Linked DNA regions of Homo sapiens: all the other regions are linked to region 1. Evidence: read pairs that join two places in POLR2A ChIA-PET (ENCODE). Cell type or tissue: GM12878. All regions are shown on one strand.

What was found. ChIA-PET counts read pairs that join two places held together with the same protein. Peaks named below come from ENCODE experiments on the same cell type or tissue, not always from the same donor. Only the 100,000 strongest peaks of a DNase experiment are listed, where the experiment ranks them.
Region 2: POLR2A ChIA-PET joins it to region 1 with 9 read pairs; 3 of 35 experiments call an interaction of 5 or more read pairs at or near these places.
Region 3: POLR2A ChIA-PET joins it to region 1 with 5 read pairs; 2 of 35 experiments call an interaction of 5 or more read pairs at or near these places.

The regions. Positions count from the first base shown.
Region 1 is chr4:53,637,601-53,645,600 of GRCh38, reverse strand. It overlaps a transcript of LNX1 not described here. Among named protein-coding and RNA genes, the nearest start is that of LNX1-AS2, 49 kb to the right of the region's middle. In GM12878, no CTCF peak of the experiment used is centred here; DNase peaks (open chromatin) are centred at 748, 4,270 and 4,890; H3K27ac peaks cover 1,358 bases.
Region 2 is chr4:53,427,857-53,435,856 of GRCh38, reverse strand. It overlaps FIP1L1 (factor interacting with PAPOLA and CPSF1), which reads right to left. Exons shown (of 18, transcript NM_030917.4): 13 at 7,674-7,830. Among named protein-coding and RNA genes, the nearest start is that of FIP1L1, 54 kb to the right of the region's middle. In GM12878, no CTCF peak of the experiment used is centred here; a DNase peak (open chromatin) is centred at 3,089.
Region 3 is chr4:53,303,637-53,311,636 of GRCh38, reverse strand. All of the region lies in intron 3 of SCFD2 (sec1 family domain containing 2), which reads left to right. Among named protein-coding and RNA genes, the nearest start is that of SCFD2, 58 kb to the left of the region's middle. In GM12878, no CTCF peak of the experiment used is centred here; a DNase peak (open chromatin) is centred at 3,676; H3K27ac peaks cover 2,051 bases.

The DNA of each region.
Region 1 (8,000 bases):
CTTTTCTGAGCTGGTTAGAGAGAAAGTAAAGATTATAATTAACAGTTCTTTGCAACGTGCCTCAATGTCTGCCAATCCTATTACTCAGAAGGCAATTTCAGTGGCCCTTGCTCTTTGGGCTTGAGTAGGCAAATCCACCTTCCCTTTTCTGGAATAGACCCCATTGGGTAACCCCAATGGTAGTGCACACTGACAACTTAATGCTGAGAACAGCCCACAGCAGGGAAGGCAATGACCAAATATCTTCATTCACCCTCTGCACAAGAGGGCTCTGCCAAACTCCAGGCTGGTGACCAAAGGCCAGGAAATCTAGCCTGTCTTCTAGAATGTTCCTGGGGAGCTCTGTCATGGCTCCAGCCTCCCGAGAGTTCCCTTGCCAAAGGAGCCCTTCCTCTGGATTCTTAATTTGTGTAAGGGCCACCGTGTATCCCGGAGTGTTTTTAGGTTACACTCCTGCCCCAGGAGAAAAACACAGGCAAAAATAGAGTTAAGCCAAACTTTCTGTTCTTTTTTGGCGTGGACACTGCCTGGCTGTGCCCTTATCACCTGGATCATCTTTTGGCTGTCTGGAGATTTCCTGGGCTCACTCTCCTGCTGTTGGCAAGAATTGAGGAGTTAGGTCTCAGGGCTGGGGCTAAGGTACTACTTCTCCCTCACTCTGTTGAAAACTGAGAAGCGCATTTTGACTGTGCTACTTGTAATCCTTACCCAGACTTCCTCCTCCCTGTTACCACATCTCTCCCTTACTCTGACTAAATATGCCCTTTGAGCCAACCTCACCAAACTGGTTCTCTGGGTTGGTAATAACGACCTTCCAGATATACTCTGAGCTCCCTCCAGCAGGAACCTCCCAGTCTCTGCCTGGCCATCTGGCAAGGAGGCCCTGCTGGTGCTGGGGTAACCTACCCAACCTGGGACACTATCCAAGTCACCTGACATGGAATCCCGCTCCCTCCTGGAATAGGACAGCCTATGAGTTCCCAGGTATTTGCTATGAGAGTCCCAGCTAGTGGTGTGTTTTCTGATAAACTTCATTGTGTAAATTTCTTATCATGGACTGCAAACTAACATATAGCATATGTCAACACAGGTACATAAATACTTCAATATATAATACATCAGTCTAGCTTAAGTCACTTTACATTTATTTCTTGTTTTGGGGTTTTGTTTGTTTTGTTTTTGTTTGTTCGTTTTGTTTTGAGATAGACTCTCACTCTGTTGCCCAGGCTGGAGTGCAGTGGCGTGATCTCGGCTCACTGCAACCCTCCACCTCCTGGGTTCAAGCGATTTTCGTGCCTCAGCCTCCCAAGTAGCTAGGGCTACAGGAGCATGCCACCATAACCATCTAATTTTTGTATTTTTAGTAGAGACAGAGTTTCATCATGCTGGCCAGGCTGGTCTCAAACTCCTGGCCTCAAGTGATTCACTCACCTCCCCATCCCAAAGTGCTAGGATGGATTACAGACATGAGCCACCGTTCCTGACCTCCATTTACTTTTTTTTATCACTAGAATGAAGTACAAAACATAGTAAGTGCAGTCTACCCACGGGGTTTTGCTTTTGAGGAGCAGGGATTATTATTAATAAGACTTTTAGAGTAAATAATTTTGTAGACTAATAAAAATGTACACCAACTGTGGCTGAGTGGCTAGAGAACACAGCTGGCAAGGTGCTTTGTGTCAGGTCATGCTCCATTCATGAAATAATAATAATCACTGTCACTTACTGAATTCTTCCCATGTGCTAGGCCCCAACAAACTTTTTACATGGTTTGACTTCTCTTGTTTAATTTTCATAATTCTGAAAAGTCCTATTGTTATTTCCATGTTTCAGGTGAAGAAACTGAGGTTCAAAGAGCTTTAGCAAGCTGCCCAAGGTTACCAGGCAGCAGGACCTGGGTTTGAAAACAGGTCTGTTACACTCCAAAGCTCTCAACAGGAGGGAGAAGGAAAATGAGGAGAAAGGGAAGAGAGAGGGCGAGAGGTCTTGGGCAGCTAGTTCTTCAGTCCCCTGAATTTTGTTACCCTATCTCTGTGTCTATATCACAGCCTTCTTGGATTAATGAACAAAGAACCCCTTTCTCAGACTACATCAGCCACCCTCTGTCCACTCTGCTTGACACCTGATTAGATCATAAAGACCAAGGTTTCTTGACCGGGATGGTGTCTCAGCCCTGTAATCCCAGCACTTTGGAAGGCCAAGGTGGGAGGATCACTTGAGCCCGGGAGTTTGAGATCAGCCTGGGCAACAGAGGGAGACCCTGTCTCTACAAAAAACTTAAAAATTAGCTGGCATGGTGGCATGCGTCTGTGGTCCCAGCTGCCCAGGAGACTGAGGTGGGAAGATTGCTTGAGCCTGGGAATTTGAGGCTGCAGTGAGCCATGATCGTGCCATTGCACTCCAGCTTGGGCAACAGAGCAAGATCCTGTCTTAAAAAAGAAAAAAAAAAGACCAAGATTTCTTGACTCAACAATACTAGCATTTGGGACTGAATAATTCTTTATTGTGGGCAGCTGCCTTGTGCATTGTAGAATGTTCAGCAACACCCTAGGCTCAACCTATTAAATGCCCATAGCACTCCCCAAGTTGTAACAACCAAAAATGTCTCCAGTCAATGTTAAGTGGCCTCTGGAGGGCAAAATCACCCCACACAGAGAACCATTACACTAGACACACCCAAAGGCAAAAGGAGACTAAAGTTACACCCAGGCGACCATAACGGTCCTCAGAGGGTGGGAGCTTCCATGCCATGGCTGGGAGGGATCTGGGGATTCTTCAAGTGGAGCGACCCCTCTCATGGTCATGGCACCATTCTGATCTCAAAGTAAGCAGAGACATCCAAGACTATAGTCAACCCAAAGGAAACCTCAGACCCCGCAGGCTTGCTGATTTTGGTGAGTAGAGCAAGGGATCTCTCCAAAAGGCCAGTGTTTGTGATTGGCCTTCCCAGTTCTGGCAGAAAATCTGTGTACACCCAGAAAATGCTCTTTCTTTCCAGAGCTATCTCTGTAGCATTGATTTGACCCCAAGCATATAAAGAATAACCGTGCCACATATGACTTTAGAGTGTACAGGGTATGTGGGAAGGGCCCCTAGCTGGTGCTGGCCCCTCAGGACCCATCACAAAGTGGTCAATGGCCAGGAGACCCTTTGTCCTAGGCCCCACATTGAGCTTCAAATTCAAAATCCTGATATCATTTCCAGTGTTACCTACATGTTGAATTTTTAATATGTTCAAAAGCATGTATACATTTTAAATATAGCATATTTTATAGGTCTATTTTGGGATTCCTTCTTTCATTTTTAATATCCCAAGAACTTCAAAAAGTGGAAATGGTCTGGGCCTGCTTTGACCTTTTTTTTTTTTTTTTTTTTTTAAGATAGGATTTTGCTCTGCATTGCCCAGGCTGGAGTGCAGTAATGTGATCATGGCTCACTGCAGCCTCAACCTTTTGAGCTCAAGCAATCCTCCCATCTTAGCCTCCCAAGTAGCTGGGATCACAGGCGTGTACCACCAAACCTGGCTGATGTTTTTATTTTTTGTAGAGATGAGTTCTCCACTATGTTGCCCAGACTGGTCTCTAACTCCTGGCCTCAAGCAATCCTCCTGTCTTGGTTTCATGGCAGGTTTCTTGGTAATAGCCTCAGACTGGAAACAACCCAAATGCCCATCAACAGGTGAATGAATAAACAGACTGTGCTGTGTCCACACAATGCAATACTAAGCAGAAAAAAAGGAATGAACTGTTGATACCTACAATATGAATAAATCCTGAAATTATCATACCAAGTGAAGTAAGCCAGACACCAAAAAGAATACACAATGTTTGATTTCATTTATATGGAGTTCTGGAATGTGCAAGCAGTCTAGTTATAGAAAGCAGATCAATACTTGCCTGGGGACCTGGTGAATGGGGAGTGAGAGGGAGAGATTACAAAGAGAAAGAAAATGAATTTGTTCCTTGATTGCAGTGATGATTTCATGGGCATATATGTATGCCAAAATTGATCAGATGCACAAAATTAAATATGTGCATTAGGTTGAACCCCTGGGTATTGTGGGGTGGGGAGAAACAGAGGCATGGTCGTTAGGTCCACCTGGGTATTTTGTCCATTTCTCTCGTCTTTGGCTGAGCACAGAGGTTGTAGCCATTCCTCTTCAGCACTGCCTGGATAATGTTACTAGAGTGAAGTGTGAGAAACTCATTAAAAATTCATCAGCTTATTGGTGGGTGAAAGCCCTGCTGTGGCACCCTCTCACTTTCTCTGAAGAGCGCCTCTTATCTGGGTAAGTCCCCTCTTGGGGCCAGAAGAGATTAGATCAGAATGCACTGGATATATTTGCATAGCTAGAAATCCCTCCTTCTTAGAGAGTAAAGGAGGTGCCCCCCCACCCCGCCCTTCCCCAGAACAGAGAAAGTGGCCAAGCAGCTTGGATCTCCTCCAGCATACCCAGGCCAAAAAACCATGCCACATTCCAGTGTTCATTGAGGAAATAAAATGCACACACACAAGCATACACACATAGAGCAGTAGCCTGTGCCGAGTCGCCTCCAAGGCTGGGGTCTGCAGGTGCAAGCTCCAATTAGCAGCCAGCCTTCCAATACCTTTTCATCCCAAACAACGGCCAGGCCTCAGCCCCGGCCAGGGATTGAGGAAGGCCCCGGAAGGACTGCCGACGAGACTGAGAAAAACAAAGACTGTCCAAATAAAAGTAGCTCATGTGAGTCGAACCTGAAACCCAGCTTCATTTTCAAAACCTCTTGTGAGAAATAGTCAATGCACAATTTTGTGAAAAATCAGTTACTGGTCACAGGAAAGAAACTGCCTTCAAAGGCCCTCCAGACCTAAGTCATCAGAGGCAGTTTTCTTTTGCAAACCAGCTAGGCACAGTATTTCTATAACAACACAGTCTTAATTGTTCCTACTGTTGACAACAATTCCCCTAAACTAATATATTTTGGGGGTTATGGATGTATTGTGGTTCTCCTGCAACTGGTGGCTCTTTATTGCTAATATCACATCAAGGCTTAAACAAAAGCACTTTTGATTCTTTATTTTTAGCAATGAAATGTATGTGTTTTCATATGCTTGCCAGTGCTCTATCCTAAGCAGAGAAGCACTAAGGCCATAGACTCACTTTCTTCATTCCTTCTCTCCCCCCATTTTTTTCTGTTTACTTTTTACTGAGAAGGCTACAGAGCTTATACAGAGGTCCATCCTTCCTCTGTAAGCATCTCGGCCTGTTCCACAGCTAAGGATGCTCTCCCAAAGAAAGACTTCTCTATCATTGTCTCCTTGTGGGCTCCCTGGTCTGCTTTTCCACCACTGCCATGCTCTGTTAGGCAGTGCTTCCTCGCCTTCCTGACAGTCGTTCTTGTTTTTAATACGTAAATCTACAAAGAAATGCCAACAATTGGAAATGGGAACAAAAGAATGTTAAAAACCTATACTCCCACCACCACTGTCATTCTATTTTTCTGTTTCCTTCCAGATCATCAGGCATACTTTTGTCTACTTGGTATATGTATATAAATAATTCTTTTTTATTTTTATTTTTTTTTGAGACAGAGTCTCACTCTGTTGCCCAGGCTGGAGTGCTGTTCAGTGGTGCAGTCTCAGCTCACTGCAACCTCTGCCTCTGGGTTCAAGCAATTTTTGTGCCTCAGCCTCCCAAGTAGCTGGGATTATAGGCATGCGCCAACATGCCTGGCTAATTTTTTTTATTTTTAGTAGAGACAGGGTTTCACCATGTTGCTCAGGCAGGTCTCAAATCCCTGACGTCAAGTGATCCACCCGCCTCGGCCTCCCAAAGTGCTGGGATTACAGGCATGAGCCACTACACCTGACCTAAATAACTCTTGATTATGCCTCTGACTTGGCTTCTCCACTGTGTTTGCAGTCATGAGATATGAACAGCTGGTAAGTGGGCGACAGAAGAAACAGCCCTTTTGATACTTTAGGACCCCAAAACAGTCCATTCTACTTAGCAAGAATGAAGTTGGGTTCCTGTGAGCCTTTGTTTGCACCATTTTCATCAGCCAATCAATAAATAACCTTGTTTAATGTACGTTTCTGTTTCAAGATGCCTTATTTTTTCTGGGATATTAACATTTTTAATTAAAGAAAATTTATTAGGAAGCAGATTTTAAATAAATATAAGGAAGAATTTTTTTTTAGGTTTGGGGTACAAATGATCCTGTCACCCAGGTACTGAGCATAGCACCCAATAGTTTTTCAATCCTTACCCCCACTCACTCCTCCCTGCTGTAGTAGTACCCAGTGCCTATTGTTGCCATCTTTATGTCCATGAGCACCCAATGTTTAGCTCCCACTTACAAGTGAGAACATGCAGTATTTGGTTTTCTGTTCCTGTGATAATTCAATGAGAAGAATGGCCTCCAGCTGCATGCATGTTGCTGCAAAGGACATGATTTTGTTCTTTTTCATGGATGCATAGTACTTCATGGTGTATATGTACCATATTTTCTTTATCCAATCACCATTGATTGGCACCTAGGTTGGTTCCATGTCTTTGTTATTGTGAATAGTGCAGCAGTGAACATGCAAGTATGTGTCTTTTTGGTAGAACAGTTTGTTTTCTTTTGGATATATATCTGTAATGGAATTGCTGGGTCAAATGTTAGTTCTGTTTCAAGTTCTCTGAGAAATCTCCAAACTGCTTTCCACAGTGGCTGAACTAATTTGCCTTCCCACCAATAGTGTATAAGTGTCCCCTTTTCTCTGCAACTTTGCTAACATCTGTTGTTTTTGGCTTTTTAGTAATAGCCATTCTGACTGGGGCACCTTATTTAATACACCAATTTTGAGCTCATGGCCAACAGCGCTATAACTCATGCCTGAATGATGCTTCTCTAACATAGATACTTCCTCTGTAAGGTACATCACAGTTTTCTGGAGCTTAGGAACATTTGGCAGCACTTCAGCATTATGCTTCGGGGCCATTTTTACAGCAAAATCACCAATGAAGAGCACAAAAATGAGGAAAAACGGGGCACTAAGTAGTCTGCAAAGAGAACACTTGCTGATAGTATGAAAGCTGACACAAGAAGCCAGAGCGTCACTGTTGGACCTCAGCTGGGAACACGTGCATCCCATGACTTAAAGTTTCGCTGCTTTGAGCATGCCCACAAATAACCACAAAAGCACCATGAGCATTGAGTTTGGGGTTACAATTCAATTTTATCAAGGAGGCAAATTCACAACTATGGAATCTGCAAATAATAAGGGTTGACCAATTGACTATACCTATATTGTACAGTCTTGCTAACTAGAATTGACTGTTCTGCATTATTAAAGTATCGAAAGGTCTATTTCTTCTGCTGTCAACTTACCAGCCATTCATCTCTCATGACTGCAAACCCAGCAGAGAAGCCAAGTCAGAGAAATAATCAAAAGTTATATATATGTAAACATATTAATTAGACACAAAATATGCCCAATGACAAGATCTGTACCTATATTGTATTAATGCAGTATATCATGATGACAGGAAGCAAGTGGTCATTCATATTTCCCTCTGAAACTAGTTTGTTGTTTCTTGTTAAAATGCCACCATCGTGGCTGCCATCTATCAGTGATAAATCATTTCTTCTAAAGTGGTAGTTTCAAGAATACACAGTGGGAGCCTTCTCTCTTGCTTCCAAGATCAACTTCAAAATCACTAGGTCTGGTTGGGTGGAGTCCATTGGGTTGAAGTTAGAAGGTGCGACTTTGAGTGGTGGTCTAATCTCCGTCAGCAGCCTAGTCTTTAACACAGCAGAAATTTCCTCATCTGCAAAAGGGAAAGTCCATATTTCATTAATTCTAAGACACTCCTTCTTTTACATTTTAATATCTCAGAAACTGGCTGTGTTTTGGTTTATGTAATTGATGGTGTGTTGTGGATTAATTGGCAGTATTCTGTTTTCTTTCTGGGTGGGCACAAAAAATAAGGTTGCACATTCTACCCTTTGGCATCTTAGAAGTGATGAAATTCT
Region 2 (8,000 bases), 210 kb after region 1:
CAACACAAACAAAAACATACGCACACACACGTGTATCATCTCATCTACCATCCACCCTTAAATACAAACCAGAATGTAGAAAGAATATGGCAAAACCATTATTTCATAATTAAAACAATTACAAGGTGCAAAAAAAGTTTTAAGTTATTTTTAAGAAAAGAAAAAAGGGTTAAAAAGTGGTACGGTCACACAACAAAGTAACCAAAAATTTACCAGCATACTTCATGTCTAAAAGGTAAAAAAGGTAATTTTACATACACTATAAAATGGACAAACTATGTTACCTTTATTAGGATCTGTTACTCTTCTATTTTATAAAATCTAAAGCCTACAGAAGATAAACTTCTATCTTACACAAAACATTTTTGATAGAAATACCTATGTTTTTTAATAGAGAACTTGTAAAGAAATGATCTCTACCAGCTTCCATATAATCATGAGACGATCAAAAGAGCAGTGTAAGCAGAAGGCACAAATTAAACTGTAATTAGATTCAACAAAATGTGGTGTCAATGATGTATTCAAAATGTAACTATTATAAAGGGTGCATCCTGGAGGAGAAAGCACATTCAAAAATCAACATCCTAAGAAAGCTTTTAATCTCTATTAAATTTACATTTAAATAAATTTTAATTGTGCCAGAAAATTCTATTTATTATAGATAATTAGCATTGCTCTCTGTTTTGAATTTAATGAAAACACTGATAGGCAGGCTTTTTAAATTGAATATAGAAAAACACAAGAATAAATACAGTTTTCAAAAACTTTGAGTTCTTTTTTAATGGTAACTCTGGAAAATGCTTACATTTCTGGCAAACAGTGCCAGTTAATTTGAGGTAATCTGTTGAGTAAGACCAAAAATTCATGGTATTATAAAATTAGCTTAATAAACATTATAGTCATAAACTAGTTTCTCAATTAAAGGGATAAAAGTGTACTTCCTCAAGGGCACTGATAATATTCATCCAATACAGGCCAAGCTTCTGCCAAAGCAGTGTTCTCAACGTTCTGTCCAGGAATTCCCGGAGGTCCCTGAGACCCTACTGAATCTGCCAGGTCAAAACTACTTTCATAAATTTACTAAGCTGTGGCCAGGCGCAGCGGCTCACGCCTGTAATCCCAGCACTTTGGGAAGCCGAGGTGGGTGGATCACTTGAGGTCAGGAGTTCAAGACCAGCCTGACCAACATGGAGAAACCCCATCTCTAAAATTACAAAATTAGCCAGGTGTGGCAGTACATGCTGGTAATCCCAGCTGCTCGGGAGGCTGAGGCAGGAGAATCGCTTGAACCTGGGAGGCAGAGGTTGCAGTGAGCTGAGATAGTGCCACTGTACTCCAGCCTGGGCAACAAGAACAAAACTTCATCTCAAAAAAAAAAAAAAAAATTTACTAAGATGTTATTTGCCTTTTTCATGCTCATTCTCTTACAGTGTAGTTTCCAGGGGCCACATAACTCGTGATATCACAATAGATTTAATGTGAAAACAAACAGGAGAAACCAGCTTTTTCTACTAAGCCACATAGTAAAGAGATTTCCAAAAGCATAAAATAAGACCACTTCCCACTAAATTTTTAAAATTATTCTAGGAAAAGTACAGTTATTTTTCATAAGAAATTTAAAAATGTTAACATGTAATGAGTGTATTATACATATCTCTAATATTTTAATTTCTCAGTTTTAACTTCTAATATTAAAAAACAGATAAAACATACATAAGTAGAAGCTCTATGGGATCTGCAGTAATTTTAAAGAGTTTAAAGAAGACGTAACCAAAAAGTTTTGAGAACTGCTGTGCTAAAGAACCAGACTGCTAACAGAAAAATAATCTAATGAGAATGCAGGACTTAGAGGAAATGCAGAATGACCCTAGATATGAGCAACTCGCCACCCGCCCCCACCCCCTGACCCGATTCCTATATATCATCCCTAACCCGAAATTAACATATTTAAGGAATAAATAAGATTTTAAAGTTCATGAAATTAGTAGTACTAGATGATTAGCCAGACACTGATACAAGACAACAGTCTTTTAGGAAGAAATCTACTTCTTTCTAAAATGCAGAATCCTACACATCTGGTATCTAGATAAACAGTTAAACCCTATAGCTAACTTTAAAAGCAGGGATCCTGGTTTGTGGTCCACAGTAGTTGGGCTATATCTCAGTAAAGCAAAGACCCTTCTTCAACTCAGCAGAATTCCACTACTGGGCTACATTTCAATTGTTCCCAAGACCCACAGAACTAGTCATTTGAGGCTGATAAGAGTTCATACAAAAACAAATGAGTTTAACTGAATTTACCTTCTATTCTACAGTAAACTCCACTACAAAAAAAAAAATGAACATCAAATATGATGACACTGAAGTAAATTAACATTTAAAAGCCTAAATTAAAGCCTACCATAAAGTTAGCTCACAATCATTAATTAAATTCTATTATTTTAGAAACAAAGTAAGTCAGACACAGATAGACAAATGCATGATTCCACTTATATGAGGTACCTAGAATAAGGAAACTCATAGAGACAAAAAGTAGAATAGAGGTTACAGGGGCTATCCTTAGGAGGGAAGGAGTTTAGTGGGCACAGAGTTTTCACTGGAGATGATGAAAAAGTTTTAGGTACAGCTCATGGTGATGGTTACATAACATTGTGAATGTATTTAATGCCAATGAACTACATATTTATAAATGGCTAAAATGACAAATAGATTGTATTTTACCACAATAAACAAACACACAAAATCACCTACCCTATAACATTAATACTTCCAGTTTTACAGTTTTTCTTCCAATAAACAAATATTTCAAAACTGACTTCAGCTAAACACAGACTTCTTAACACAAGCCAGGCAAACAGTAAAAACCTTATTCAGATTTTCAAAAATGTGATGACTGTTCCTTATAATCTCCCTAACTTCCCTACCCACAAATACGTATGCATGTACTTCAACATCAGAGAAATGCTTTAAAAAAAAAAGTTTCTAGGACTGTGACAAATACACGTAATCCAATAATACGATTTTCTGGATATAGGTACTGATTCATTTCAACATAGTTAATAAAGAAAACAGGCTTTCAAGCAAAACTGCCTGGGTTAGAATTCTGGTTTTACTATTTTCTAGCTATTACTCAGATGACTTAGGTCCCCGCTTCCTCAGTGCAAAATTAGAATATCATCTACTTCAGATATTGTTCAAGAATCAAATGAGTTAACACATGGAATGTACTCAGAATAGTACCCTGAAAAGTGAGCATTCAATAAGTATTAGCTATTATATCTATTATTACTCAGAAAAAGCATGAAACCACTGTAATGTATTTCTGAAAAAACTTAATACAATGGAAACTATTTTCTGATTCACGAGAAAATGAAATAACAGATTTTCTGGATATTATAGAAGAACTAAATTAGCCAGTATTTGTTTTCTTTCTTTTTTTTTTTTTTTTTTTTTTTTTTGAGATGGAGTTTTGCTCTTGTCGCCCAGGCTGGAGTGCAATGGTGTGATCTCGGCTCACTGCAACCTCTGTCTCCTGGGTTCAAGTGATTCTCCTGCCTCAGCCTCCTAAGTAGCCAGGACTACAGGTGTATGCCACCACACCCAGCTAATTTTTTCATATTTTTAGTAAAGATGGAGTTTCACCATGTTGGCCAGGCTGATCTTGAACTTCTGACCTCAGGTGATCTTCCTGCCTCAGCCTCCCAAAATGCTGAAATTACAGGTATGAGCCACCATGCCTGGCCCAGTATTTGTTTTCAAGCTACTGTTAGTATGGCTGCAGGGAACCACGATAAATGCTTTTGCACTTCCAGACATCTCTTCCTTCTTTGTTGTATTCTAATACATAAATCTCCTCTACTCTTCATACAAATCTATTATGGCCAGAAATACTTTGTCCTCTCTGTGTTACTAGCAAAGTTTCATATACGTTTGCAGGTGTGTGTTTAAGGGTGAGAGGAGGCAATACATTTCTCCTCTTCTGTGAACTATTTGACATTAAAAGTCCTTCAAATGAGAGTTATCTCTAACACCTTATAATTGTTAAACAGTAACTTATCTACTTATGCAATAAGACCTCTGTAAATTTCCAAGAGTCAATCAGAAATTGTATCATCTAAACCAGGGAATTTCTTTCTAAGAATGAATAATAATTATGCTGGGATAGAAGGTATAAAGTAGGACTCTTCCAGGCAAATCTGGATGTATGGTCACCCTATTTATTTGAAAACAAAACAAAACAAAACAAAAATCTAGTAGCATCCTAAAATATGAGAATAAAATATCATTACTATACTTATCTCATCATATTTTGGACTTTACTTTTAAAAACATTAGAAGTCTAATGTTAAAAAGGCAACATTAAAATACATTTAAATTAATTCTTTAAAAAAATGTTTTTCCATTTTCTTTTGATTATTTTTGAAGAAAGCAAAAAACAAGACAGTTTATCTAAGAAAAATGGAATATCTTTTAAGGCAATACTTTAAAAAGAATCCTGAATCATAGCTTTCTTTCATTAGCTGCTTATGATTCTTAAGGTGATTTAAATTACAACAAACTACGGAACATAGTGTAATCATGTGGTTCTGTGGTAAAGGGTAACTGAAAACCACAGCTTTAAGCATGGCAGCTGGCATATATCTATGCAGCCGTACTGTTATTCAGAGCCAGTGCCCATCCTGATTGAATGTACCAGGTATAAATCCGAAAATCATCTTTGGTGTTATGGATACATAAATATGTCGTTAACTCAATTAGCAAACACATTAGGGAATGCCAAGTACGTACAAGACCACTTGACTAAAACTGTAGGGAAACATAGATAGAAATACATAGCCTGTACGCTCCCCAACAGCTCACATTCTACTAAAAGTAAGGAGCAATTCAGAGAGTCTCAACTTCAAATATTTGGTTTTAATGAACTGGTATCCTGCTCAGCACATATACCAGTTAGGTACTGCTTAAACCAGCATTAGAATTCATTTGAATCTGCACTCATTAAATGTTGACAGAAGAGCATAGAAATGTAAACCAAGAATAAACATAAAAGGAAATCTCGATTTTAAAATATGGAAAGCATGTAGCTGAGAATTAAGTAGAAAAATAGATTAAGCAACAGAAAAATAATTAGCTGCACTCTATAGTATAATGTCATTAATAACCTAAACACTCTTCAAAGATTTGTTATACTTATGAACAAAGGTTACATGAAAAAGAAATGGTCAGGGGTAGTGGTTCATGCCTGTAATGCCAGTACTTTGGGAGGCCGAGGAGGGCAGATTGCTTGAGGTCAGGAGTTCAAGACCAGCCTGGACATGGCGAAACACCATCTCTACAAAAAATACAAAAATGCCGGGTATGGTGGCACACGCCTGTAGTACCAGCTACTCTGAGGCAGGAGGATCGCTTGAGCCTGGGAGGTGGAGGATGCAGTGAGCTGAGACCGCACCACTGCACTCCAGCCTGGGCGAAAGAGTGAGACCCTGTCTCCAAAAAAAAAAAAAAAAAAAAAAAAGTAATTTTATCATTTTGAAAAAAAGTAAACTTCCAGATAATGCTACTGCCTATGTGTAGCAATTACCTCTGTAGCAATATTCTACGGAGTTTCGAATATTCTTATACCAGCTAAGTATTTGTTGTCATTAATTCATACCAACTCTGTCCTACTTACTTTAATAATTAGTACTGAACATACAAAATGTTAGCCATCTGGGGATATACTATATTTGTAAATAAGGAAATCCTTTCATTCTGTCATTTGTGACAACATGCATGAACCTGGAGGACACTGTGCTAAGTGAAATAAGCCAGGCACAGAAAGACAATTACTGCACAATCTCGCTTATATGATCCAACTCATAGAAGCAGAGAGTAAAATGGTGGTTACCAGAGGCTGGGGGCCACGGGTGAGGTAGGGGAGATGATTTTCAAAGGATACAAAAGTTTCAGTAAAATGAGAAAAACAAGTTTTGGAGCTCTACTGTACAGCATGGTGACTATAATTAATAACCGTATATTTCAAAACTGCTAGGAGATTTCAGAATGTTCTCTCCACAAAAAAATGTTAAGTATGTGAGGTGATGAATATATTAACTTGATTTACTACAATGTAGACATAATCAAAACATCACATTGTACCCCATAAACATATACAAGTATTACTGTCAAAAATAAAATTTTTAAAAAGTTTTAAGAATTAAAAAAAGAAAATTATTTCAAATCACTACCTAGTAAAGTTTAAGTAATATTACAAAGGAATCCAACAGAGTACCACAAACATTAATAATTTTTTTAGTATCATTAATCAAATATGTTGAAACATTAATTATTTCTACCTTTTATTTATCTAATTCTTTTTCAGAGGACAAAGGATTCACATAGAAATCACAGAAGTCCTCATTTTGAATCACCTAAGTCCTCTTTCATTTGGTTAATACTCAGCATATTAAAGACACAAGAACCACAAGTCAATCCCAACTAATGAGTCGTTTCTGCTCAATCTATTTGTTGGAACTAGAAATTCACTGAAATTAGAAATACTAATGTTGTCTGGAATAAGGACCTCTAACCTATATTCCAACCTCTTCCTTCCACTATTGTTGAGACAACAGACCCTCTAAAGCCACAAGTCATTTTTTCATATTTTTCTCATACTTTTTGAGAGTAGAGGTGACAGTGGAAGGAAATCAAAGGCACTGAAGATGAAAGACAGAAGCAGTGGCTGACATTTAGAGGCCAAGGATGAATATGTTAGGGAAGGACTATTCAGACCCTGGATTTGGTTCTGTACTCGGATCACAACTGGCACCTTAAAACAAAGACAGCTCTCTTGCAAATAAAAGTGAGTGAGAGTACATGGCTCTCTAGTATAAACTGATTTGATTAATAGGAAGTAAAGCCTAACATACGTCTTTCATGTTGCCCTGATGAGGACAAGCAGCTATTTTTTCATCATTTACTACTAGCTTTCTCCCTGGGAAGAAGTAATTATTATCTCAATCAATCTTGCTAGTTTCATAAAAACTTGGTTAAGGCAGATAAAGGTTAAAAACAAAGTAAGAAAGGCAACCCGATGAAAAATTCAAATAAAAATAAAATTTGGGAATTATTTGTGAGTTTCTTCTCTATCACCACTAACCTGGTTTTTAATTGTAATCAAAAGTAGCTAAAAATATGATCAACATTTACTTTTGTTTAAAAGAAATAAATACCAGGCACCCAGTAGCAGTCTCCTAAAAGGAAACCGGTATACAGAAGAAGACCAGACTGAAATATTAATCAATCTCTTCGCAAGATATAATTTTTTGATCTACTCCCATCCTGAAAGTATCTTTTAATGTTTTTTTCAAAACAAATTAACACTGGTAAAGTTTGTAACTGAGTATGGATTTATACATATTCTATTAGCAACTTAAGTTTGGGGATCATTATCATATTTTTGAATCACAAGATTGGTATCTGTATATTCTTCTTAATTTTAGAACATTGTCTCTTTCCTATATTGAAATAGCAATAAACATATATATATCTGTTTCAGTGTGAATCTGTTGAAGATATTATATCTATTACTTTTAATGAAATGTGATCAAGATATTATTTTAATTGTCAAAAATTTTAAAAAACACTCGCAAGCTATTTTTCTTTCAAAGTCAAATGTCTTATTTACTATTTACCCGGTGGTGGAATCAGAGGTGGAGCAGTGCTGACAGTCGGAGGAGGTGGAAGAAATGGAGGAGGTGGAAGGTGAGTGGGAGGAGCTCCTGGAGGGAAAAACGGAGGTGGTTTGCTAAAATTGTTGTCTACTTCAGTAGCAGATCTTTCAGAAAGGACCTAAAATTAGAGCACAGTTAATTAAACAGATGCATAAATATTATGTAAGATTAATCTTAGTAAATTAATTTCATTTAATCTAAGAAACAAAGTAAAAGGTAGTTTAATTCACATATATGTATTTTTGGGGGGAGAGTAATAGTTCTACATGTGTGATATGTGTATACATA
Region 3 (8,000 bases), 330 kb after region 1:
TCAAGGAAAGTAGGAATGCACAAAGGGTCTTCATGCTAAGGTTAATTTATATTGTGTTTCAGTGATACAACATTATGATACTATCACAGAGCATAAATCAGTTTCTATTGCTCGATTCAGGACTCTTAAAAGAGCAACAAACTACTTTTCTAAAGGGCCGTATCTTTGAAAAATAAGCAGAGCCACAAATTTTTAAAAAGGACAGGTAATCCCATAAGCAATTCACATTTAAATGTTTGAGTTTTCTGTCAATCAAAAAAAAAAATTTTTTTTAAGATAGAATTGTTTGCTTTATTCCACAACTCTAGATAGGGGCTGGGGTGAGAGTGGGAGGAAGAAAGAAGGAAAAAAACAGAGGATTGTTAGCAAACTTCTGTTGTAAGAAGGACCAAAAAGATTGATTCAAAGCATACTCCAACCATGTGCCCACTACTCTTTAGTAACAGATAACACAGTATGGCTGCCCATTTTTGCTTCATATCACTAGCCGGAATTTCTTGGGTCTCATTTTCATATATAAACAGATTCATAACTATGAACAGTAAGGAAGAGAACTGGAACTTGTAAACATAATAAAACATTGATTTTTGAAAACTGTCTATCATATAGCTTATCATATAGCATTTAAAACTATAACATATATTTTAAACTATGCACAATTCTCCCATCCTTGCTATAGTTTCTACTGAAGTATAAATTTTTCTGACTGTGATAAAGGCTTCTAGTATTTTTGAGATGTTAAACAGATTTTAATTATAGACTCACGATTCCCTTGTATTTAAATTTATGGGGAGGGATCCCATGATTGAAACCTCATATCTTAAATATAAAATTTCTCAGTACAAGGTAAATTCATGTTAAAACGTTATGAGCACCAAGAGAAATAAACATCATCTACTTAAAGGAAAAATGTTTAATTGCTAAAAGACAGAGAAAAATTCATTTTATTATTGCACATATAAACATGTCATCCTTCTGAGAGCTTGTTATTAAATTGTCAGTTAACTAAATAGATATGTTCCAGAAAAGTGACTTTGAAAACACTGAAATGCAGTTGTATTTTTCCCACTGGCTTTCATAATGAAAAATGTATTCTGAAAGTAACAAAACAAATAGACCATTAGAAATCCATTTGTTTAAGTCTAAAATGGCCACTCACAGAAGAAATGAGTAGATGATGCCCATCTCAAACGCTGATACATTTTACAGAGAATCTTTCACTGGAATATGATTGTGGTTGAGGAACTTCACATATCTGTCCTATAGTTCTCTACAAAGTGGACATATTCCCCAGTGTTTAATGGGTGACAGAACTATTCTATTATATTAGAGCCAAAGTAAAACAGATATCTTTATGATACTGTCTTTTCTTTGTAGCCAGAGTTCTTGAAAGAGTGTTCTATGCTTGATGCCTCTGTTTCTTTATTATTTTCTTACTAATGTAGTGCAGTCTGGCTCATGACACTTTTTTACTGGAAAGCCTCCCAGACCACTAAATATAAGGACATTTTTGCCAGTCACCATCCTTCTCGACCTCTTTGCAGCATTCACTACTAGACTTTGCCACTTTCTTATATGTCTCTCTGTGTTTTCTGTGACTTTAGCCTCTTCTGATTGTGATGGAGTATAAAGTCAATTATATCTGAGGGTGAATCACAGTTCTGCCACTTATTAGCCAAACTTCAATTTCTTTGTCCATAAAATAGGGGAAATAGCTATTTTCTGGACTTTTGAAGGAGAATAAAAGCTCTGAGCAGAGGGAAGTTATGACTATCAAGCAAACTGGAATGAGTAAGCTATAGTTACAGTCTCTGCCTATGGGAACATCTGCACGGGAAACTAAATTATAAGGTTATTTGATGAGAGTGAATGCAAAGCAAACAGATCAAGTTAGATTATTTCTCCTTTCTTTCTCGGAAATGTACTAATTCATTCTTTCCACTTCACTCATCTTTTTCTAGGCTTTATGCTAAATATCTCCCTTCTGATAACCCTGTCTTTTTTTAAGCAGAATTCTAAATAGTTTTTCCATGTTCAGCCTGGTTATAATTCCATTGCATTGCCTCTTTCCTGACTCTGTTCATTCCTCCTGACTCCTCCTCCCTGCACCGCCAACATCCCCTTGACTGTATTTGGGATTCCTAATCCTCTGTGGTCACACTTTTATGGAAAAAATCTCTGGAGTTACATTTCTAGATGATAATCTGATCCACTACAAGGTGATACTTCTTAATTTGCTCTCCTAGTTCTGGGACATCTTAGTGTCAGCCCTATAAACTCACCACCATTCTCTCTTTTCCTAATTAAATACGATGAGTTCTTTCAACCATTTGGGAAAAGACAAGCCTTTCCTACTTTTTACTTCTAGTTTTAAGTCACTGGCAGAGCTCTAGTTTGTTAACATTCCTCCTAAAATGTGAATTCCAGAACTGAACAAAGATGTTGTCTTGTTTTTCCCCTATTTTGAACACTGTACTGTACTGTGCTTCTCTTTTTTTTTTTTTGAGACGAAGTCTTGCTCTGTCGCCCAGGCTGGAGTGCAGTGGCGTGATCTCGGCTCACTGCAACCTCCGCCGCCTGGGTTCAAGCGATTCTCCTGCCTCAGCCTTCCGAGTAGCTGGGATTACAGGCCCATGCCACCATGCCCGGCTAATTTTTTTATTTTTATCTAGTAGAGACAGGGTTTCACCATGTTGGCCAGGCTGGTCTCAAACTCATGACCTTGTGATCCGCCCGCCTCGGCCTTCCAAAGTGTTGGGATTACAGGCGTGAGCCATCGTTCCCGGCTTGTGCTTCTCTTAATAAAGCCCCAGATAAGATTTGTGATTTTTGTTTTCCACCAATGCCACACTTACTTTCATTTCTGAATTTCAACATTTAGCAGTATTGGCTTTGAAAAACAGCAATACATCAAAATACTTTAAAATTTTGTTTGATACGTGTTTTTTAAAAACAGCATTGAGAGTGTTCTACTTCCTGTTTTTGATATGTGAATTCATCCAGTTCTGGCTGAGTAATAGCTGTGTTTTTGATCACATTTATATTTTTGCCTTCACGGGAAAAATTTTCTCTGAGATTAAGAGGAGCATGTGTGCATGCAAATCTCTTTGTTATGTGTGTATAAGAGAGAGAGAAAGAGAGAGAGAGAGGGATGGGAGGAGAAAGAGTGAGAAATGGATGGGGAGATGGGGAGACTGCCCAACTTTGCAAAAAGGAAAAGTTAAAACCTAGTAAGACTAACATACCATGTGATATATGGTCATTTATAAAGGATGAGAACATCTGGCTGCCTCATAAGAGACATATACTGATTATTGACTCACACACATCTTTGTTTTTATATATTAGTTGATACCACAATTTGGGGAATGGGGAAGGGAATTAACTTTTATTGAATAGCTACTTTGTTTCAGGTACTATAAAAGAAGTTTTGCATAGTTTGTTTCATTTAATGCTCCCAATAGTATAAATTTGGTAATTTTTTAAAAGTCCCATTTCACAGGCAAGGAAAACTGAGACCACAAAGCTGAGGTTTCTTTTCCAGGATTACTGTGCCAATTGTTAAGTTCTTGTCTCTCAGATCTAAACTCCCACTTCGTGATGCTGGGGCTGGGACTTTCAGACCACACTTCAGCTTGCCCAGCTGGATCCCTGTCAGGCTATGCTAATAAGGGGAACTAGAGGGAAACCTCAAGGCTAGAGGGTAAGAAGCAGCCTTCTCCTTCGTTTCTGCTTTCTGTGGACTTTCCTTCTGCTTGTGAGTATCTTGCCAACAGTATACTCCTTCACCACAGCAGTGGCAAGTTTTTCCTGTGGTAGCAGCTGAATCCAGTGTGCAGTTCTTCTAACACCTGGAAAACTAGCTTCAGGGCACCCTCTCCTCAGAGGTACCACCCCAGCCAAGTAGTGCTCCATTGTCAGAGGTTTGCATTTAAGTCCCTACATTTGTAAGTTTTAATAATTTCAATCTCTTGCTTCTGTTTCCTCCACACTGGTGGTGGGAGCTACCTCCCTGGTACCTTGGAGTTCTCTTTTTATCCTTTCAATTACCCACTTAACAATTCTGTATGTTAAGTTTTCTCTGTTCATGTCACTGGTGTGTTTAATGTCTTCTGACTGGGTCCTCACTGATGGGTTACATAGCAAGTAAGCAAGGATACAAAGCTGGATCTGTCTGACTTCTATTATCAGGCCTCTTTAGAGAGAGGAGTCAAACAACTAGGGATTGGGGGAGGTAGTGTCTACAGAGCTACAAGCTCAGATATGATTATGCCATGCCCCCGCTTAAAACCCTTTGGTGGGTCCCTCAGGATAGTATCCAAATGTCTAAGCATGCTATTTATAAAGATGGTTCTGCCTTCTAGCCTTATGCTTCACCTACCTATTCTCATTGCTTTCCCTCTCTATTACCTATTTCCCTACATGAACTTTTGCAGATCCAGGACTTTGTTGTCTGTCTGAAATACTTTCATTTGGTTGTTCCTCCAGATCACTCTCCGCCCCTCTATATCTGTGCCTCTGGAGACTGACCTTCGTGGACTGCCTTTTCCAGGCTTTGCTTCTCATTTGAGTTTGGCCTATGAGAGGCATAGGCAGGAGATTTAGAGGGTGAGAGGAAAGTATAGTTAGGATATTGTTTGCCTGGCTTCTTCCTGCCAGGATGCAGTTGGCGTGCCATCTTTTTCCTGCCAAGACCTTGACTAATATAACCACTCATCTTCCAATACACTCATTTGCACACAAAAATGCACATCTTTCCTGTCAAAACCCATCTGATTCTTCATGATTAAATACAGATGTCACTTTCTCTGTGGAACCACATCTGATTCCCTGCTTTTCACTCCCTCAACAGGCTGAATAAATTGCTCTGGCTTCTAAGGACACACAGCTCTTTTTATGGATGCCTTTTTAGCACTTACAATGATGTGATATAGTTAAGTGTGTGTGGATCAAAAACCTTGCTAGATAGTGTACATGTCATGTCCTTCATTGGCCATTGGCTTGGTACACAGTGGGTGGCTTAGTGCTTGTAGTTTGAATGAATGGATTGCCTGATGAGTATGGGTGAGTAACAGAGAGACAATGAGTATTTCTATTTTCAATAGAAAGAGGCAGAAATAGTTTTCATTGAATTAATAATTAATAATTATTATTTCTATTTACAAATTTCCTTTCTGATACGTATTATTCCTTTTGATGTCTCTCTAGCATCTGATCACGTCTTCTTTGTTGGGTTCTTTTCCCTTTGTCTTCATGTCACTCTGCTCTTCTGATCTCTCCCTCTTTCTGATAATTGTTTTATGCCTTCTGTTACTTCTAGTTTCCTAGAAGGTTGTAGATATCTTTGTATCTCCTGTTGTGCCTTGCACATAGATGCTACTTAATGACTGCCACCAATGTTAGAGCCTTATTCTACTTCTACACTCCACTCCAAAATAAATAAAAAACATAAAACCCCATTTCCTATGGTTCAGTATCCTGGGCTTTCCAGTTCTCTCCCAACATTTTCTCTATCATAGCTCTCATCTCTTTGTTTGTACTATTATTGTATTACAGCAATTACCACCAGACTCAGAGTAGTTGGGGCTGAGAACTCTTACCTATGCTTCTTAGTATTCTTTGCACCTAACATAGGAACTTGAACTTACTGTATACCCAAGAAATGTTTACGGAATTAATAAATAAATTCTTGAATTAACAGTGTCAGTTGGTATTTGTTACATATTTATTTAATGGATTGCTTTTCTATCACTCTCCTGTGGAATCCAAGAGTGACACTGATTTAGAACATAAGTTCTCAAACTTCTTGGTCTTAGAACCTGTTTACAGTCTTAAAAACCTAAAGAGTTCCTCAATAATTTTTGTTTATGTGGATTACATCTATTGATACATGTGGGATAGGTGAATGGATAGCTGGATAGATACAAAACAACGTGTTAGAAAAGAAAGCAAGGAGTATTTTAAAATATTTATTAATTCATATTGAGATAATAATAAACCCATTATATGTTAACAAAAGTGACATTTTTACAAAAAATAACTATATTTTCTAAAACAAAATAAGGTAGTGAAAAGAGTGGCATTATTTTACATCTTTGCACATGTCTAATGTCTGACTTCATACAAAACAGCTGGTACTTTGTATTTAAAAGATAATTAGTATGTGTGCTTATTATGTAATAGATCCTGTACACGAAATATTTGACAAGGGCATCAAGATGACACAATGGGAAAGAATAGTCTCAATAAATGCTGCTGGGAAAATTGGATGTCCACATACAAAGAATGAAATTGAACCCTTATGTTACACTATATACAAAAATAAACTCAAAATGGATAAAAGACCTAAATGTAAGATGTGAAACCATAACACTCTTAGAAGAGAACATAGGGAAAAGGCTCTCTGACACTGGCGTTGGCAATGATTTTTTGAAAAAATAAAAAAATTTAAAAAATACATATGTATATAATGGGTTAATATATAATGAAATATTATTCAGCCTTTAAAAAGGATATCCATTTGCCACAACATGGATGGACTTTAAGCAGACCTGCAGCAGAGAGTCCTAACTGTTAGAAGGAAAACTAACAGAAAGGAATAGTATCAACATCAACAAAAAGGACTCAGAGACCCCAGCCGAAGGTCACCAACTTCAAAGACCAAAGGTAGATAAAATCATGAAGATGGGGAGAAACCAGCACAAAAAGCCTGAAAATTCCAAAAATGAGAACATCTCTTCTCCTCCAAAGGATCACAAATCCTCGCTAGCAAGGGAACAAAACTGGATGGAGAATGAGTTTGACAAATTGACAGAAGTAGGCTTCAGAAGGTGGGTAATAACAAACTCCTCCGAACTAAAGGAGCATGTTCTAACTCAATGCAAGAAAGCTAAGAACCTTGACAAAAGGTTAGACGAATAGCGAACTAGAATAACCAGTTTAGAGAAGAACATAAATGACCTCATGGAGCTAAAACACACAGCACGAGAACTTCATGAAGCATACACAAGTATCAATAGCTGAATCGATCAAGCAGAAGAAAGGATATCAGAGATTGAAGATGAACTGAATGAAATAAAGCAAGAAGACAAGATTAGAGAAAAGAGAATGAAAAGAAACAAAGCCTCCAAGAAATGTGGCACTATACAAAAAGAGCAAACCTACAGTTGATTGGTGTACCTCAAAGTGATGGGGAGAATGGAACCAAGTTGGAAAACACTCTTCAGGATATTATCCAGGAGAATTTCCCCAACCTAGCAAGACAGGCCAACGTTCAAATTCCGGAAATACAGAGAACACCACGAAGATACTCCTTGAGAAGAGCAACCCCAAGACACATAAACGTCAGATTCACCAAGGTTGAAATGAAGGAAAAAATGTTAAGGGCAGGCAGAGAGAAAGGTTGGGTTACCCACAAAGGGAAACCCATCAGACTAACAGTGGATCTCTTGGCAGTATCCCTACAAGCCAGAAGAGAGTAGGGGCCAATATTTAACATACTTAAAGAAAAGAATTTTCTTTTCTTTTTTTTTTTATTATTATTTAAGTTTTAGGGTACATGTGCACAACGTGCAGGTTTGTTACATATATATACATGTGCCAAGTTGGTGTGCTGCACCCATTAACTCGTCATTTAGCATTAGATATATCTCCTAATGCTATCCCTCCCCCCTCCCCCCACCCGACAACAGTCCCCAGTGTGTGATGTTCCCCTTCCTGTGTCCATGTGTTCTCATTGTTCAATTCTCACCTATGAGTGAGAACATGCGGTGTTTGGTTTTTTGTCCTTGCGATAGTTTGCTGAGAATGATGGTTTCCAGCTTCATCCATGTCCCTACAAAGGACATGAACTCATCCTTTTTTATGGCTGCATAGTATTCCATGGTGTATATGTGCCACATTTTCTTAATCCAGTCTATCATTGCTGGACATTTGGGTTGGTTCCAAGTCTTTGCTATTGTGAATAATGCCACAATAAACATACATGTGCATGTGTCTTT